Regions from separate parts of the Homo sapiens genome. Here region 2 is linked to region 1. Evidence: read pairs that join two places in POLR2A ChIA-PET (ENCODE). Cell type or tissue: OCI-LY7. All regions are shown on one strand. Each heading gives the region's core, and the rest is flanking DNA. Links, peaks and the distances in the headings are about the cores only. Region 1 overlaps OAS2 (2'-5'-oligoadenylate synthetase 2). Region 2 overlaps DDX54 (DEAD-box helicase 54).

Region 1 (9,488 bases), core at 2,242-7,241:
AGGTCTACAGGAAGTCATTGTCCTTTGCTAGAATGCCTACAGTTCAGTGGACTGACAATACCAAGTCTTGACAAAGATGTGGAACAACTGGGATGGAGCAGGGACCTCTCTTAGGTGTCTGCAGGCCACCCACTGCTCCCATCCCACAAGCATGAAAATAAAGGAAAATCTGGAGTTCTTTCGAGGGAAATTCCAGGCACCTTACTAGCCTTGAAAAGTCAATGAGCAACTCGATAAGCAAAAATACAGTAGTTCAGGGTCTACAGGAGCAGTGAAAAAAAACCCAATAAAACAAAAACAACAAAAAAGAAGGTAATAGTCACTTAAAACAGTAGCCAAGGAAGTTAGAGTCAAAAGATGTTTTGTTCCCTATAGAAACTAAAGATAACATCTTAGCATATGTCCCTGAGTTGATTTTCAGAAACTCAGGCCCCCACCAAGCAAATCCACTGGCAGGTAGACCTCAGATGAGGGGAAACTGAGGATTGAACCCTGACCTCGTTCTTTGTTCTAAATTTCTTCCTGAGGGTTTTGGAGGAGGTCACACCTACGAGCCAGAGCTAACGTTCCCTTCTGCTGATCTGAAATTTTTAGATAAAGCTTCGCCCATTTCACCCATCACAAATTGGAAAGTCTTTGAATCCTGTGACCAGCGCCACCCATCCTCCTCCTCCCTCCTGCTTGGAGACGTCCCACCTTTTTAGGTCAAACCAATGTACAGCCTCCATGTGTTGATTTATGGCTTTGCCTGTAACCTCTGTCCCCTCACCTTTAAAACCCTTACCTGTAAGCCATCGGGGAGTTCGGCTCTTAAACATGAGCTGCCCAATTCTCCCTGCTTGGCTCCCTGCAATAAATGCTTCACTCTCTCACTGCAATCCCAAAGTCTGTTTGGCTTTGCTGCGCTGGGTGGGCAGATCCCCAGTTGGGTTTGAGAATATGCCTGAAACTCACATCTTGCTGATGGGAGTATAATTTGGTAAGATTTTGGAAATGATTCGGCAAGATTTGCTATGGTTAAACAAAAAAACAAACTACATATATATTTTATATATTTACACGCATATATGTACACAACATTCATATATGTGCACTGGATAGCCCAGCAATTCTACTGCTACATATTTATCCAAGAGAAATGAATGCTTACATTCACAAAAAGACATGTAGGGAAATACCCATAGTAACCTAATTCATAATTGCCCCAATTTGAAAATGACCCAATCATCTATTTGAAAATTGCCCCAATTTGAAAATGACCCAAAGCAGCAGAATGGATAAATGTGTGTTACATTAATACAATTGAATATGGGAAAACAATGAAAAAAAGTGCTACTATGGCTGGGTGCCATGGCTCATGTCTGTAATCCCAACACTTTGGGAGGCTGAGGTGGGCACATAGCTTGAGCCCAGGAGTTCAAGACCAGCCTGGGCAACATGGTGAAACCTCATCTCTACAAAAAATACAAAAATTAGCCAGGTATGGTGGCACACTCCTGTAGTTCCAGCTACTTGGGAGGCTGAGATGGGAGGATTGCTTGAGCCCAGGAGACAGGTTGCAGTGAGCCAAGATCCCACCACTGCACTCCAGCCTGGGCAGCAGAGCAAGACCCTGCAACCATATGAATGAGTCTCTCAGACATCCCGTTGAGCCAAAGAAGGCAGACATGAAGTATGTACCATATAATCCCACTTACATTGTTTGTTTAAAATCAAGCAAAACTAATCTGCGGTGGTAATAGATGTTAGAATAGGGGTTTGTTTGGGAGGATTACTAGGGGGACAATGGGCTTGAGGCACCTTCTGGGGTACACGAAACGTTCCCTATGTTGATTTGGGTGTTGCTGGTAAGATTGTAAAAAATGCGTTGAGCTGTATACCTAAGATTGTTGCACTTTACTGGATGTCAATTATCTCGATAAAAAGGAAATGAATGATAACCATATATAGACAGTTGGAAAATTACCTGTTGATGCCAGTGCTTTATCAAGAGGATCAAATCCTTTAGTTTTCCAGGACGGTTGTCAAAAAACTTCTGCTGGAGTTCAGTGAAGCAGACTGCAAACTCACCAGGACTGGCATTTGTCTTATCCAAGGATCTTTTGAGCTCTCGATAGATCCAGGGGCTGGGATTATCATTTAAGCCTGATGTGAAACAGAAATTGGAACGTTGTTATTTATGTAACCTGGTTTTAGAGAGCCAGGGTTGCTCTACAATGAAGGTCAGTTATAGTTTGATAGCACACGACTCTTGCTTAATCGGTCAGAGGACAGGTACCTTTACATAAAACATAGTAGGGAAGGGTGACTTGGCCCATTAGATAATAAAGTGTAGTCTAAACTGACTGTAATGAAAACAGTATGGTGTTAACCCAAGACAAGATCAGCAGAACCTAATGGAGGGACAAGAGATGGAATTATAAACGAGAAAGGGAATTATCCAAATTAGTAGGGAGCAAGTGGGTTCTTTAAAAAATTGTTTGTGTTGGCATAGTTAGCATACATCTGGAAGAAAGGAAAGTTTATATTTTACATGCAATATATTCTGTCATTGAGTCCATCCTGTGAATATTTTACTTCAGAATGTCAGGGTACAGGGACTTTGAGGAGGCAGGCAAGGTGGCAGCAGGGCCCTGGAGGTCTGGGGACAGGGGCTGGTTTAATCAATGGGTTTCCATTCTTGCTAGCTGAGTTCCACTGTTTATAAACACATTTATTTAGCCAGGCACGGTGGCTCATGCCTGTAATCCCAGCACTTTGGGAGTCTGAGGCAGGCGGATCACCTGAGGCCAGGAGTTTGAGACCAGCCTGGCCAACATGATGAAACCCCGTCTGTACTAAAAATACAAAAATTAGCTGGGCGTGGTGGCAGGTGCCTGTAATCCCAGCTACTCAGGAGGCTAAGGCATGCGAACTCCTTGACCCCGAGAGGTGGATGTTGCACTGGGCCATAATTGCACCACTGCACTCCAGCCTGGGTGACAGAGTGAGACTTTGTCTCAAAATAAAAATAAAAATAAAATAAACACATTTATTGATTGATTACTGTTACTGAAACACCAGGGGTTCAGTCTAGGTCCTGCTGCTCACCACATAGAAAGCCAATGGCGGAAACAAGTGTTGCCAAGAAGAAGGCTTTAATCAGGTGCTGCAGCTGAGGAGATGGGAGATCAGTCTCAAATCCTTCTCCCTGACAGACTAAAGTTAGGGTTCTATATAGCAGGGAAGAAATGTAACTATGTGTGGGAAAACGGGAATTAGGGAGGGGTAAGGAGGTAATCATGAGGAATAAGGGATTTGACATCCCATTGTCTGGATGCAGTGACTGGTGAGTTTCAGTTCTTTGATACTTTTTGAGAGGTCTGAGGTTCCTTTTCTGAGGAAGGAACTTAGATAAAACAAATGTAAGTTTCAAGCTTTAAGATCAGAAGGGTCAATTTCTATGTTCATTAAAAAACAAAACAACCCTCCCCCCCCCACAAAAAAACAACCAAACAAATAGAAACAAAAACAAACAAAAAATGGTCTATAGGACTACTGAGTTTGTTTCATCATTATTCTTACTTTTAGAGACAGAGTCTTCTCTGTCGCTCAGGCTGGACTGCAATGGCACAATCATAGCTCACTGTACCCTCAAATATATTTCAAGGCTCAAGTGATCCTCCTGCCTCAGCCTTCTGAGTACCTGGGACCACAGGCGTGTGCCACCATGTTTGGCTTTTTTTTTGGAGAAAAAAAAAAGCCTGTTGCCCAGGCTGGTCTTGAACTCCTGGCCTCAAGTGATCCTCCCACCTTGGCCTTCCAAAGTGTTGGAATTACAGACGTGAGCCAGCTCCCTGGCCCATAAACACATTTAGATAAGAAACCAGGAGAAAGCAGCTAGCTTGTTCCTTTCATACACCCCAGTGGATATTTACTGACTCCCTAGGCATGGTTCTGGGCACTTGGCATGCAGGGAGGTTGACGGAAAGAGCATTCTATCTTCCCCCATAATGATAATAAATAGCTAACGTTTATGGTGTGTTTACTCTAAGCCTTTTATGTACAGTGAAACATACAAGCCTCACAAAACTCTTAGCTGGCAAGTGCAATTGCAATTACTAATTTACAGATGAGGATAATGGAAATACCAGCCAGTCAAGTAAATAGGTACTTCTTGCTTTGGGTCAAAGGCCCTAGGGGGAGAGTTGTAGTGGCACACAGTGGTGGAAAGAGATGCAGAATTGGAGACAGCCAGCCTGGACCTGGTGTAAAAATAGGCCAGATTAGTTAGGCTAATATTTAGTTTAAAAAACAAAACAAAACGAAAAGCAAGTTACCAATTCCCCTGTAGGTTGCTTTTCTCAGAAAGTGACCCTGTGTTTCCTTGCAGAAAAAGGAGCTTATAATAATTTGGAATGTGCAGCTTTACCACCATCTAGTGGCAGCTTCTGGGTAGCACATGTGGGGAAGAGTTTATTTCTCATTCTCACACCATCCTTGCATGATGGGGTGAACCCAGTAGAGGGCGCTCTGGCCAGGTCTCCCAGCATGGCACTTGGAACAGGAAGAGAGGACTTTCCTATGAGAATTATGATGCACCTGTCTCCCTCCTTGACTCCAGCCCTTGTTTGAAGCAGGCCCCCACCCCCAACCCTGAGCATCCTAATGGCCCTGGAATCTAGTTTCTAGTCTGACTGTACAGCTGGCAGGCATAAGTGAGTAGTAGGACCAGGATAAGAACTCAGAACTGCCAACCTCCCAAACTGGTACATGTTTCCCCAAGCCAGGCCACCTTTCTGTGAATGTGAGTTATCAGGATGTCTGTATGTCTCCTCCTTATCAGTGATGCCTGGGCTAATTGTTCTTCATGGTTCCTGGTAACCCAGAAATTCCTTAAAACTATAGGTGATGGAAGGTACTCTGGCCATGGGCTTAGAAGACCTGGGCTTTTCTGTTTCCCCATTTGTTTAATGATGGCTTAAGTTTCAGCTTGGGAATTTTCCCTTCCCCTCCCCTCTCTTCCCCTCCCCTCCCCTTTTCTTTTCTTTCTTTCTTTTTTTTTTTTCTTTTGACAAGATCTTGCTCCGTTGTCCAGGCTGGAGTATAGTGGTGTAATAATAGCTCACTGCAACCTTGAACTCCTGTGCTCAAGTGATCCTCCTGCCTCAGTCTCCCCAGTAGTTAGGAATACAGCTGCATGCCACCACATCTAATTTTTAATTCTTTTGTAGAGATGGGGTTTCACTATGTTGCCCAGGCTGGTCTTAAACTCCTGGCCTCAAGTAATCCTCTTGCCTCAGCCTCCCAAAGCGCTGGGATTATAGGCAAGAACCACTGTGCCCAGCCTGGAATTATTTAAGTTTGTGATTATATGTGCACCTGTACTTGAGACTTTGTGCTTGAGACTATCCATCTATCTACCTCATCCATAAATATATACATATATTTAATATCTATCTATCCATCCATCCATCTACATTCATTTTTCCATCCATTTACCTTCCATCCATTTATCCATCATGCTCCATCCATCCATCCAACCAACAACTATTATTAATAATGAACATTGTACTAGAGACCATAGAAGAACAAGATACTCATGATACCTGTCCTCATGGAGCTTATAGTCTAGGAGAGGAGAAAGCTAAATACATTATTTCCATATAAGTTGTGAAAGGAAAATAAATCTTGGGGCCCCAAAATCACTCGGTTAAAGGGAAAAGTCAAGCTGGGAACTTCTCAGGACAAACCTGCCTCCCATTCTATTCAAAGTCATCCCTCTGCTGAGATAAATGTGTATTTGATTGCCTCCTTTGGAAGAGGTTAATCAGAAACTCAGAGGAATGCAACCATTGGTCTCTTATCTACCTATGATCTGGAAGCCCTCTCCCCACTTTGAATTGTCCCACTTTGCTTCGAGTTGTCCCGCCTTTCCGGAGTGAACCATTGTTCACCTTACATATGTTGATTGATGTCTCAGGTCTCCCTAAAACGTACAAAAGCAAACTGTGCTCTGAGCGCCTTGGGCACATGTCATCAGGACTTCCTGAGGCTGTGTTACGGGTGCGCATCCTCAACCTTGGCAAAATAAACTTTCTAAACTAACTGAGACCTGTCTCAGATAGTTGGGGTTTGCAAAGTGATAAATCCCATGATTCAGACAGCACAAATTGCTACTGGAGCATGTGGAAAGTGGATCTAACCCAGACATAGAGAGCCAGAGGACTTAAAGGATGAGTTGGAGTTATCCAAAAATAAAAGGCTGGGGGAAGTATATTCCAGGCAAAGGAACAGTATAGGCCAAAGTCTCAAGTTGAGCTAGCATCATGTGGGTTTGAGGAGCTCAGGGAAGGCCAGAGTGGCTGAAGCATAGAGAGTTAGTTGGTGGTGAGTGGTACAGCTGGAGAGGTAAGTAAGTAGGGGCTGCCAGATCATCAAAGTCCTGTCCTGCTGAGGAGTTTGATCCTTATCCTTGTAAACCAAAAATAAAATTCTAAGCCTTCCCAACCTACTGAATGAACCCCTCTCTTGGCCAAGGGGAACCCCCAAAGAAACCTGAAAAACTAGCTCAGGTCATGATGGGAAGGGGGAGCTCAGACACCTCATTATACCCTCCTCCCTTTGGAATTCAGGCACAATCGACAAACACTAACATTAAAATAGAGACCCCAAGACTGACAGAACAGACTCTTTGTAGCAGTATGACACCAAATTCCAGCCTAACTCTGGCATCACCTGACAGATAACAGGCCCTAAAGGAAATCAAAAGTATTTTACCCCAAAATATATTTCTTTGACATATATTGGAATGGCCCTGCAAAGCTGTGTCCTGTGGAAAAATTCACATTCTGTGGAGAATCCCCTTCCCCTTCCAGATCTTTTCCTGATTCAGGAGAGATTTTAACTAATCGTCTGACATCTTTAAGGTCTGATAAGGGACATTTACCACCTATTCTCCTTGAAGCCTGCTACCTGGAGGCTTCATCTACATAATAAGAACCTTGTCTTCCACAACTCCCCTTTTCTTAAGCTGAACTCCTTCAACTAACTGCTAATCAGGAAATCTTTATAACCATCTATGACCTGGAAGACCCTGCTTTGAGACATTTTGCCTTTCCAGGCTGAATCAATGCACATCTTATGTGTACTGATTTACGTTTCTGCCTGTAAATTCTGTCCCCCTAAAATGTATACAAATCAAGCTGTAACCTAATCACCTGGGGCACACGTTCTCAGGAACTACTGAGATTGTGTCACAGGTCATGGTCCTCATATTTGGCTCAGAAAAAACCTCTTAAAATATTTTACAGAGTTTGGCCTTTTTGGTCAACTTCCTAAATGCAGTGAAAAGCCATTAGAGGCAGAGTGTGTGACACAATATTTGTGCATGGAAAGAGAGCACCAGCTGCAGGGTGGAGTGAGACAGGAGGCAGGGAGACAATTAGGAAGCCATTGCCCCATCCCTGGTGGTGACGTTGACTAGGGAAGTAGCAGTGGGAAGGGAGAGAAATGATGCAGATTTAGGAGCAAGTTAGGCAGAACTGGCAGGACTTAGTGATGGGCTGTGAGTGAGGAGGTGGGGGAGCTGGAGATACAATCCTGGCTTAGGTATATAAACCAAAAACAAAATTCTAAGCACCCCCAGTCATCTGAATGGACCTCTCCTCTCAGCAAAGGCATTCCAAAGTTGACCTGAAAAACCAGTTCAGGCCATGATGGGAAGGAGGAGCTGGACATGCCTCATGATACCTCCCTCTCTTTTGGAATTAGTGATAGAACAGGCTCTTGTCTGATAAGAAACATTTACAATCTATTCTCTCTGAAGTCTGCTACCTGGAGTTTTCAGCTGCATGATAAAACTTTGGTCTCCACAACCCTTTATCATCATAACCCAGACATTCCCTTCTATTGATGATAACTCTTTCCATCAATTGCCAATCAGAAAATCTTTAAATCTACCAATGACCTGGAAGCCCCCACTTTGAGTTGTCCTGCCTTTCCAAACCAAACCAATGTACATCTTACCTGCATTGATTGATGTCTCATGTCTCCCTAAAATGTATTGTATTAGTCTGTTCTCATGCTGTTAATAAAGACATACCTGAGACTGAGTAGTTTATAAAGGAAAGAGGTTTGATTGACTCACAGTTCCACATGGTTGGGGAGGCCTCACAATCATGGTGGAAGAGCAAGGGACATGTTACATGGTGGGAGGCCAGAGAGAGCTTGTGCAGGGGAACTCCCCTTTATGACACCATCAGATCTCGTGAGATTTATTCATTATCATGAGAACAGCATGGGAAATACCTGCCTCCATGATTCAATTACCTCCCACTGGGTCCCTCCCATGACATGTGGAAATTGTGGGAGCTACAATTCAAGATGAGATTTGGTGGGGACACAGCCAAACCATACCACGTATACAACCAAGCTGTACCCTGAGCACTTTGGGTACATGTCATCAGAACTTCCTGAGGCTGTGTCATGGGTACATCCTTCACCTTGGCAAATATACTTTCTAAATAGATTGAGACCTGTCTCAGATACTTTTGGTTTACAGGTGATAGCGTTGCTGGAAAAGAGGGTCCTGATTCAGATCCCAAGAGAGGGTTCTTGGATCTCATGCAGGAAAGAATTCAAGGCAGGTACAGAGTATGGTGAAAGAAGCAAATTTATTAGAAACGACTTTGTTACAGGGTAGGGCATCCTCAGAAAGGAGAAGGAGGAATGCGCCATTCTTTGTTAGTGTCTTCGTTGATAAGAAATTCTAAGGAGCTGTCATTAAAATTGGAATGTGCAGATGTGCTCACTAAAGGTAGGGGGTATTGGTGCTGTTAAATCAAGTTTAGCCTAAAGCTGCCTCCTTACATATTTTAAGTTTGGCCTAAAATTTCTCTGTACATGGTGAACTATAACCTAAAAGGATGTGTAAACAGACTGCAACCTACTCTTGTGCCAATCACTGAGTTTCGGCCAATCAAAGGTGGCCAACTGTTCAAATCTCGTTCAAATAAGGCCAATGCTGAGCTATAACCAGTCTGGCTGTTTCTGTACCTCACTTTCATTTTCAGTACATCATTTTCCTTTTCCTGTCCATAAATCTTCTTCCACCACGTGGCTGTGTTCAAGACTCTCTGAACCTACTCTGGCTCAGGAGGCTTCTAGATTTGTGAATTGTCTGCTCAGTTAAACTCCATTAAATTCAATTTGGCCAAGAATTTTCTTCTTAACAGTGGTATTGATGACCATTAATCCTTCAACCTAAACCTGCTCATTAATGCTGCCTTTAAGTGGGCTGAACTTTTAGGACACCTGGACATTTTGTAGGCTTAGTGGGAGATGTTTTGTATGGCCTTAAATATTCTGCAATTATAATTGGTGGTCAGCTTAGACTGTGGCTATTTTCAGACCCAAGTATTAAGCCTGTAGGTTCCTTTTGAGTGCCTAGCTACTTGCTTTAAGATGGAGTCACTCTAGCCATCTTTTATTAAACCAGAAGCCTGGTA
Region 2 (9,488 bases), core at 2,578-7,577, 180 kb before region 1:
ACAGGAATCGAGGGATGTTTGTAATAGCTCAGATTCATAAGATGTAGTATCTCCTGCTGTTCATCTACCACCCTTCCTAGGTAGTAGGTGCCACGTCTGTTTTACAGATGGGCAAAGTGAGGAAGTGACAGGTTAGAGTTTGGCAATGATTCCATAGTAGAGCTGGGATCAGAATCCAGTCTCCTGCCTCATTCCATGCCTTATCTCACAGTTTATCCCTTAAAGGGCAGCCCCTTTAAGGGAGAAAGTTTAAGGATGCCGCTATTAACACTCTTGATTCTCGGAGAGTTTGCTTTTCAGTGCCTTTGTCTCCATTGTCATTTATTCTTTCTGAAGTTTGTGATTGTCAGAAAGGCCTCCCTGGGCTAGTCCTGGCCCAGGACTACCCTGGCTCCTACAGGTATCCCAAGGGTGCTGCAGAGGAGGGCTAAAATTAGGGATTTGTGCCCAAAGGGTTTAAGGACGGGAGCTGATAGAGATCCATGGAACCTGGGTTCTAGTTGGGGCTGGTAGTTCTGGGGTTAGTTGCTGGGGGCACTGTGGGTGGAAGGCAGCTTTGTTGCTATCTGGAACAACAGAAGGAGTGAATTGAGGTCTGTAGTTGAGCCCATCTCTTCAGAGGAACTCTGTTGTTACCATTCTTTTGCATATTTCAGCTTGTATCTCTTGTCAGGGCAATGCCTTTGCCTCATACCTCAGCACTGGCCTTTCCTCAGTTCCAAGCCTTGGGTCTGTGTTCCTGGGGATGGGGTGTGCAGCCTTGCCTGGACATTTGGTTATGGGAAGGGAAACCAAAGAGACCTGTTCTATCAAGCTAACCCCTTCTCTCCTCTCTAGGATGGAAGACCAGTTTGCAGCCCTGCACGAAAATCCCGACATGTGAGTTTGTGGATTGGGGATGACTCCCTGAGATCCCTTCCTAGTGGTGGGGGTGTAAGAGAACTGTGGTGGTGGCCCTGGCCCTGGGGTCACCTGGCCTGTGCACCCTCTTCCAGAATTATTGCCACGCCCGGACGGTTGGTGCATGTGGCTGTGGAAATGAGCCTGAAGCTGCAGAGTGTGGAATACGTGGTGTTCGATGAAGCTGACCGGTAAGGCTGCAGGTCCAGCCCTGAGCACTTGTGTCTGAACTGGGAAAGCAGAGGCAGAGAGGTCAACCAGAGGAAGGCTCTGCCAGGAGAGCCCTGTGTGGCTGAGATCGAAGCAGTGTCTTCCCAGATGTGGGCTGCAGACCTCCTCATAAGCGGTGCTGGAGCTCATCTCTGGGGCTCTCTGACCAATATTTATAATTTTGCATTTCAGGAGTATTGAAATGAATAATAGGACATCTAACATGGGATTTATTTATTTATTTATTTATTTATGAGATAGAGTCTTGCTCTGTCACCCAGGCTGGAGTGCAATGGTATGATCTTGGCTCATTTCAACCTCCGCCTTCCGGGTTCTAGTGATTCTCCTGCCTTAGCCTCCTGTGTAGCTGGGGTTACAAGTACGCGCTACCACGCCTGGCTAATTTTGTATTTTTAGTAGAGATGGGATTTCACCATATTGGCCAGGCTGGTCTTAAACTCCTGACCTCAGGTGATCCACCCGCCTCGGCCTCCCAAAGTGCTGGGATTACAGGCGGGAGCCACAGCACCCGGCCCCTAACATGGGATTTCAAAGAGATTTTTTTAAAAGCACAAAGTTGAGAGCATGGACTCAGGAGCCAGACAGGAGTGGGATCAAGTCCTAGCTCTGCGACTTCAGCTCTGTGAATTTGGGCAATCACTGGACATCTCTGGGCCTTGGCTGCTTCAACTGCAAAATGGGGATAAAGTAGCACGTACCTCACAGGGGTGTTGTGAGGACCAGAAGACTTGATACTTGTAAAGTACTTGGAACCCTCCCTGGCAGAGTTGGGGAGGGGGTTGTGGGGGAAGTGGGGAGGGGGATGTGGGGGAAGTGGGGAGGGACTGCTATCATTGATTGATTGATGGTGACAGGGTCTTGCTCTGTCACCCAGTTTGGAGTACAGTGGTGTGATGATGGCTCACTGCAGCCTCGACCTCCCAGGCTCAAGGGATCCTCCCATGTCAGCCTCCTGAGTAGCTGGGAATATAGGCATGCGCCACCATGCCCAGCTAATTTTTTTTTTTTTTTGAGACGGAGTCTCACTCTGTTGCCCAGGCTGGAGTTCAGTGGCATGATGTCGGCTCACTGCAAGCTCCGCCTCCTGGGTTCACGCCATTCTCTTGCCTCAGCCTCTCGAGTAGCTGGGACTACAGGCGCCCGCCACCACGCCCGGCTAATTTTTTTGTATTTTTAATAGAGACGGGGTTTCACTGTGTTAGCCAGGATGGTCTCGATCTCCTGACCTCATGATCCGCCCGCCTTGGCCTCCCAAAGTGCTTGGGATTACAGGCCTGAGCCACTGCGCCCGGCCCCAGCTAATTTTTTATTTTTGTAGAGATGGGATCTCGCCTAGGGTGTTCTTGAACTCCTCCTGCCTTGGCCTCTCAAAGTGCTGGGATTACAGGTGTGAGCCTCTGCAGCCAGCCTGGGCTGCTGTCATTTATTTCAGCATGAGTTTGTAAGAACATGACCAAGACAGATTCCAGATTTCAAGGTTATTGTTGTTTAGGATGAAGTCACGTGATAAGTGTGAGTGGGCTGAGTTAGAGTGAGGCAAGCCCTGGGACACTGCAGAAGTTGTGGGGACAAGGATGGCTGCGGTTGGAACTCCAGGGAGTGAAGGCCCCCTCTGACCCAGTCCTGCCCTCTACCCTTCCAGGCTTTTTGAAATGGGTTTCGCAGAGCAGCTGCAGGAGATCATCGCCCGCCTCCCCGGGGGCCACCAGACGGTGCTGTTCTCCGCCACGCTGCCCAAACTGCTGGTGGAATTTGCCCGGGCTGGTGCGTGAGCTGGGGGTGGAGATGGGGGCTGGGGGTCAGGCTGGGGCCTGGGGGCCAGTCCCTCTGCGACTCCCCCACTTTCCCCCATGTCTCCTGCAGGCCTCACGGAGCCCGTGCTCATCCGGCTTGACGTGGATACCAAGCTCAACGAGCAGCTGAAGGTGAGGCTGCACCTGTCCCATCCCAGGAGGTTGTGTCCAGGTGGGCCCTGCAGGCCCTGGGCCAGGACCCCGTAAGCCAACACGTGATGCCCTCTCCCCACAGACCTCCTTCTTCCTCGTGCGGGAGGACACCAAGGCTGCCGTGCTGCTCCACCTGCTGCACAACGTGGTGCGGCCCCAGGACCAGACCGTGGTGTTTGTGGCCACGAAGCACCACGCCGAGTACCTCACTGAGGTGAGCAGGGTCCTGAGTGGGAGGAGCACCTCCTTCAGCTGGAGTTTGGAGCTGCAGTTCCCTGTGCAGTCACTAGAGGGCAGCACGAGAGCGGACCAGGAGCCTGGGCCTGGGCTCAAGATGGTCATTTTTATTTTTATTTTTTATTTTTTTGAGACGGAGCCTCGCTCTGCCATCCAGGCTAGAGTGCAGTGGCACAATCGTGGCTCACTGCAGCCTTGACCTTCCAGGCTCAAACAATTCTCCCGCCTCAGCCTCCCGAGTACTTGGGACTTCTGGCGCATGTCACCATGCCCAACTAACTTGTTACTTATTTTTATATTTTGTAAAGACAGGTTCTCACTCGGTTGCCCAAGCTGGTCTTGAACTCCTGGGCTCAGGTGATCCTCCCACCTTGGCCTCCCATAGTACTGGGATTATAGTACTGGGATTATGAAAACATTTCTTTTTTTTTTTTTTTGGAAATGGTATCTCACTCTGTCGCCCAGGCTGGAGTGCAGTGGCACGATCTCAGCTCACTGCAACCTCCACCTCCCAGGTTCAAGTGATTCTCCTGCCTCATCCTCCTGAGTAGCTGAGACTTCAGGCGCCACCATGCCTGTCTAATTTTTGTATTTCTCATGGAGACGGGGTTTTGCCGTGTTGGCCAGGTGGGTCTTGAACTCCTGACCTCAAATGATCTGCCCGTCTCAGCCTCCTAAAGTGCTGGGATTACAGGTGTAAGCCACAGCGCCTGGCCTAAACTTTTTATTGTGAGAAAATTTCAAACCAATTCTAAGATCAGAAAATAATATGATGAACCCCGGGTACTCGTTATCTAGGTACAACTGTTACCAGCTGATAGCTGGTCTTGACCTTCATCCGTTAGTTCCCCTTACATCCGGGTTATTTTGAAGCCTGTCCCTGCCATCCTGTTATTTTCCTGTAGATTTTTAGTATGTGGTTTGTTTGACTTCTTAAGATTGAGGCATGACCTGCATGTAGCAAGCTGTGTGAAGCGCTGTTAGCATGTGTGAGTGGCTCAAAGATTTTTTTCATATGTGTTATGCCTGTGTGACCCCCGCCTGGGTCAAAGCCTGGGGAGTCGCTGTGCCCCAGAAGGCAGTGGGGCCCCTTTCCGTTGGTGCCTGCCTCCCTGTCAGCTACACCTGGGTCTGTTATCTGAGGACATGGTTCACTGGGTTTCACTTACTCCACACACAGTTAACAACACTCCCTCTGTGCAGCTGCTGGGGTCACCAGTGAATAAGACCAAAATAGTAATTTTTAAACAGTTGTTTTTTTAGAGAGAGTTTTGCTCCTTTGGCCAGGCTGGAGTGCAATGGCATGATCATGGCTTACTGCAACCTCTGCCTCCTGGGCTCAAGTGATCCACCCACCTCAGCCTCCGAAGTACCTGGGACTGTAGGCACAAGTCATGCCTGACCATGCCAGCTCATTTTTTATTTATTTTAATTTTTTTTGTAGAGATGGTGTCTTGCTGTGTTACCCAGGCTAGTCTCGAGTTTCTGGTCTCAAGTGATTTTCCAGCCTTGGTTTCCCGAAATGCTGGATTACAGGCGTGAGCCACCATGCCCAGTTTAAATAGTAATCTGTAAAGAACAGCTAGCACTCTCATGAGTGTTCCATGTTGAGACTCTGTTCTCAGCACTGTATATACTGACTCATGTGATCCTCATAATAAGGCACAAAGAAGGGGCAGTTATTCGTACAGATGAGGAAAATGAGGCATAGAAAAGTTTGGTAACTTGCCCAAGGTCACACAGCTTGTTTGTAGCAGAATCCGGATAAGGCTTGTGCACTGAGGTGGCATTTGCAGCTTCCCTGAGAGGGCCCTCTGCACACATCATCTCTGATCCTCAGACAACCCTGCAGAGAGGTGGGAGGTGTTGTAAGCTCCATTCCTCCCCAAACTGGCATCACCCAGCAAGCTGGGATTCAGACCAAGGGTGCCAGACTCCAGAACCCGTGGTCTTGTCTCTGCACCTCAGTGCCCGTCCCCCGCCATGGTCTGGCTTCCTTTCCTTTCTCCTCCAAGTCTCCTTCTCACTTTGCTACCATCTTTGCTCTGAGCAGCTGCTGACGACCCAGCGGGTGAGCTGCGCCCACATCTACAGTGCCCTAGACCCGACAGCCCGCAAGATCAATCTCGCCAAATTCACGCTTGGCAAGTGCTCCACTCTCATTGTGACTGACCTGGCCGCCCGAGGCCTGGACATCCCGCTGCTGGACAATGTCATCAACTACAGCTTCCCCGCCAAGGGCAAACTCTTCCTGCACCGCGTGGGTAAGCAGCCCGTGGCTGGCCCTGGGGCAGGCAGGGGTGCCGGATCCTGGCAGAAGCCGAGGGTACAAGGCTTAACTCTTGACACTGCACATGGGGTGGCTGTGGGCCTTGTTTTAGAGACAGAGCCTCGCTATATTGCTTAAGCTGGTCTCAAACTCGCGATCGTGCCACTGCGATCCAGCCTGGGTGACGGAGCAAGATCTTGTCTCAAAAAAACCAAAAAAAAAAAACAACCCAATTATTCAGCTTATGGTTTTTTTGACTTTACAATAGCACCCATACAGCTGTTCTATTTTTTTCTTTCAGTACAGTATTCAATAAGTTACATGAGATACTCAACACTTTATTTTAAAATCGGCTATGTGTGGGATGATTTTGCCCAAGGGTAGGCTAATGGAAGTATTTGGAGCATGCTCAAGGCAGGCTGGCTGAGCTGCGATGTTTAGTGGGTTAGGTGCCGTGCGTGTGTTTTTGACGGCTATTGGGTTTATTGAGACGCAGCCCTTCGTAAGTCACGGAACAGCTGTGGTCTCATTTCAGAGATCACTGTCCCCCATTGCTCTCTGATGACATGGCCGTCATTTTGGTGTGTGTCCATTCTTCTGATGTTTCTATTTTAAGTTGTGGTAAAGTAGACATAGCATGCAATTCAGCATTTTGCCATTTCCCAGTGTGCAGTGGAGTGGCATTGAGTCTGTTCCCATTGTGCAACTGTCACCACCATCTGTCCCCAAAACTTTTTTTTTTTTTTTTGAGAGTCTTGCTTTGTACCCCAGGCTGGAGTGCAGGGGTGTGATCTCGGCTCACTGCAACCTTCACCTCCCAGGTTCTAGCTATTCTCTTGCATCAGCCTCCCGAGTAGCTGGGATTACAGGTGCTCGCCACCAGGCCCAGCTAATTTTTTGTGTTTTTAGTAGAGACAGGGGTTTCACCATGTTGGCCAAGGTGGTCTTGAACTCCTAACCTCAAGTGATGCATCTGCCTCAGCCTCCCAAAGTGCTGTGATTACAGGCGTGAGCCACCATGCTTGGCCCCAGAACTTTTCCATCTTGCAAAATTGAAGCTCTATCCGTCAGACAAAATCTCCTTATTCCCCTCCCGCAGCCCCTGGTAACTGTTATTCTACTTTCTTTGCCTTCTTTTAATTCATAAGTGTCATGTGGTGGGTGCACTTCCCCCTTGTTGCTGTCTGCTGTCCCCTAGTTTCTGTTGCTGTGTGGAGAGCTGGTTCTGCATGTCCCTAGGGAGGTCCCCAGGACGCCCCCAAAGGGAATTTCTTGTGCCTCACAAGACCAACAGTGCCGGTCAGACAACCTCAAATGAAATCTCCAAATGTCATAACACCTTGTTTTCCCAAGATACAGAGACAAACCAAAATATAATGCTATGTAGTGATTTAGGTACTTCATGCAAAATTGCAATCATATTGGGTGTTCTTTTTTATAACTGGCTTTTTGTTTTTTTCTTTTTACATCACCATACATCACGAATGTTTTTCGTTTACTATGAAATGTCATTCTGTGATGGGTTGGCACATCTTTTCTGTAAGGGGCTAGACATGAAACGTTAGGCTTTGTGGACCATACTGTCTCTGTCATAACTGTTCATCTCTGCTGCTGTCGTGTGACTGCTGCCTATTCATTTATATAGATAATATATAAACAAATGAGTGTGGCTGTGTTCCAATAAATCTTTATTTACACAGACAAGCAGGGGGCCGGGATCTCACTCTGTTGCTTGGGCTCTAGTGCTGTGGCATGATCATAGCTCACTGTAAGCTTGAACTCCCAGATTCAAGCAATCCTCCCAGCTCAGCCTCCCAAGTACTTAGGGCTACAGGCACACACCATCACATCTGGCTAATTTTCGTTTTTTGTAGACATGGGGTCTTGCTATTTTGCCCAGGCTGTTCTCGAACTCCTGGCCTCAAGTGATTCTCCCACCTCAGCCCCTCAAAGTGCTGTGATTACAGGCGTGAGCCACCAGCCTGGCCCTGTAGGCTGCAGTTTGCCCACTCTTTTCCTGAGCTGTTTAATTCCCACTGTGTGGCCATCAGCTAATTCACTTATCTAGTCCTCTACCCTTGAGACTTTAGTTTCCAACTTGGGGCTGTCCTAGTCAGGGCCACACTAAACCTCCTTGTGTGTGAATCTTTACATCTTTGCGGGGAATTCTCAAAAGTGGGGACACTGAAGAGTTTTGATCATGCTCATGAGCAGGGCCTTGCTGTATTTTTGCTAGTCTCCCAGAGCACTGTGTCAGCTTGGGCACACTCTCACAGATCAACCTAGGGACCGGGATTAAACTTCCCTGTGCGTAGGTGGGGACAGCAGCCGTGTGAGGTTCGAGGCTTGGCCAGGCTCACCTGCTCAGGGTCTGGCCTGTGGAACTCATGCTGGGTCCGGGTCCTTCTTTGCTTAATTAAGCTTGAACGTCTCCTTGCTGCAGGCCGTGTGGCTCGGGCTGGCCGAAGTGGCACAGCCTACTCCTTGGTGGCCCCTGATGAAATCCCCTACCTGCTGGATCTGCACCTGTTCCTGGGCCGCTCCCTCACCCTCGCCCGACCCCTCAAGGAGCCCTCAGGTGAGTGGAGGCTGGGTGGGGATAGGGGTCCCCGTGGAGTTCATGGGCCCTGTTTTGGCTGTGGGAGGAGGTAGGGCTGGGTTTGACCCCAGCAGAAGATGATTCCTTTTATTTATTTTATTGTATTTTATTTGTTTTGTTTATTTTTTGAGACAGAGCCTCGCTCTGTTGCCCAGGCTGGGGTGCAGTGGTGTGATCTTGGCTCACAGCAACCTCTGCCTCCCAGGTTCAAGCCATTCTCTTGCCTCAGCCTCCCGAGTAGCTGGGACTATAGATGCCCGCCACCACGCCTGGCAAATTTTTTATTGTATTTTTAGTAGAGACAAGGTTTCACCATGTTGGCCAGGCTGATCTCGAACTCCTGACCTCAAGTGATTCGCCCACCTCCCAAAGTGCTGGGATTACAGGTGTGAGTCACTGCGCCCGGCTGATTCCTTCTATTTTTTAACGAGACGGGGTCTTACTCTTGCTCAGGCTGGAGTGCAGTGGTGCGATCATGGCTCGCTGCAACTTCCAACTCCTGGGCTCAAGCAAGCCACTATGCCTGGCTAATCCCTCTATTTTAAACTCAGGATTTCCCACAACAATCCAGATTTCTGGTATCTACTGGGAAACAGTTGGATCTGGGTGCTAAGCTGTGGCACCCCCATTAGACAGGCTTCCTGGTCCCCTGCAGCCCCTGCCTGCCTCCCCTTCCTGTCAGTGTGGCCTGCCCAGCCCCTGCAGGCATCTAGTGTGTGACCCTATACTTGATGAGTTTTCAGGGGAGCGCAGCGGAGGGAAAGAGAGGCTGAGGCTCATTCAGACCAAGCCCACAGGACATTTTTAATTTATTTATTGAGACAGAGTTTCGCTCTTGTTGCCCAGGCTGGAGTGCAGTGGTGCAATCTTGGCTCACCACAACCTCCGCATCCTGGGTTCAAGCGATTCTCCTGCCTCAGCCTCCCGAGTAGCTGGGACTGCAGGCACACACAACCACGCCCAGCTAATTTTGTATTTTTAGTAGAGACAGGGTTTCACCATGTTGGCCACGCTGGTCTTGAACTTCTGATCTCAGGTGATCTGCCCGCCTCGGCCTCCCAAAGTGCTGGAATTACAGGCGTGAGCCACTGTGCCCAGCCGCCCACAGGACATTTCTGTATACATCCTAGAATGGGAATGCATGGGACAGACAATAGCAATCACCATGGCCTCCATCTGTGGGCCTCCAACTATGGGCCTCCACCTGCAGTCCTGCTGGTTCCCGGGCCCTGGACACATCTTGTCTCATTTGTCCATCTGTGCTAGAGGGAGGGCTGTCATCACCTCTGCTTCACAGATGAGAGAA

What was found. ChIA-PET counts read pairs that join two places held together with the same protein. Peaks named below come from ENCODE experiments on the same cell type or tissue, not always from the same donor. Only the 100,000 strongest peaks of a DNase experiment are listed, where the experiment ranks them.
Region 2: POLR2A ChIA-PET joins it to region 1 with 8 read pairs; 4 of 35 experiments call an interaction of 5 or more read pairs at or near these places.

The regions. Positions count from the first base shown.
Region 1 is chr12:112,987,953-112,997,440 of GRCh38, reverse strand. It overlaps OAS2 (2'-5'-oligoadenylate synthetase 2), which reads right to left. Exons shown (of 10, transcript NM_002535.3): 3 at 1,967-2,145. Among named protein-coding and RNA genes, the nearest start is that of OAS2, 14 kb to the right of the region's middle. RefSeq lists an enhancer at 644-813. In OCI-LY7, for the core only: CTCF peaks have their summits at 4,269 and 4,470 (motif pointing right); a DNase peak (open chromatin) is centred at 4,410; H3K27ac peaks cover 1,109 bases.
Region 2 is chr12:113,168,443-113,177,930 of GRCh38, reverse strand. DDX54 (DEAD-box helicase 54) reads left to right here. Exons shown (of 20, transcript NM_024072.4): 6 at 838-879; 7 at 996-1,091; 8 at 2,774-2,895; 9 at 2,995-3,056; 10 at 3,160-3,291; 11 at 5,368-5,578; 12 at 8,027-8,161. Among named protein-coding and RNA genes, the nearest start is that of DDX54, 12 kb to the left of the region's middle. RefSeq lists an enhancer at 3,420-3,499. In OCI-LY7, for the core only: CTCF peaks have their summits at 3,165 (motif pointing left) and 3,365 (motif pointing right); DNase peaks (open chromatin) are centred at 2,840, 3,370, 4,460 and 5,080; H3K4me3 peaks cover 2,534 bases; H3K27ac peaks cover 5,000 bases.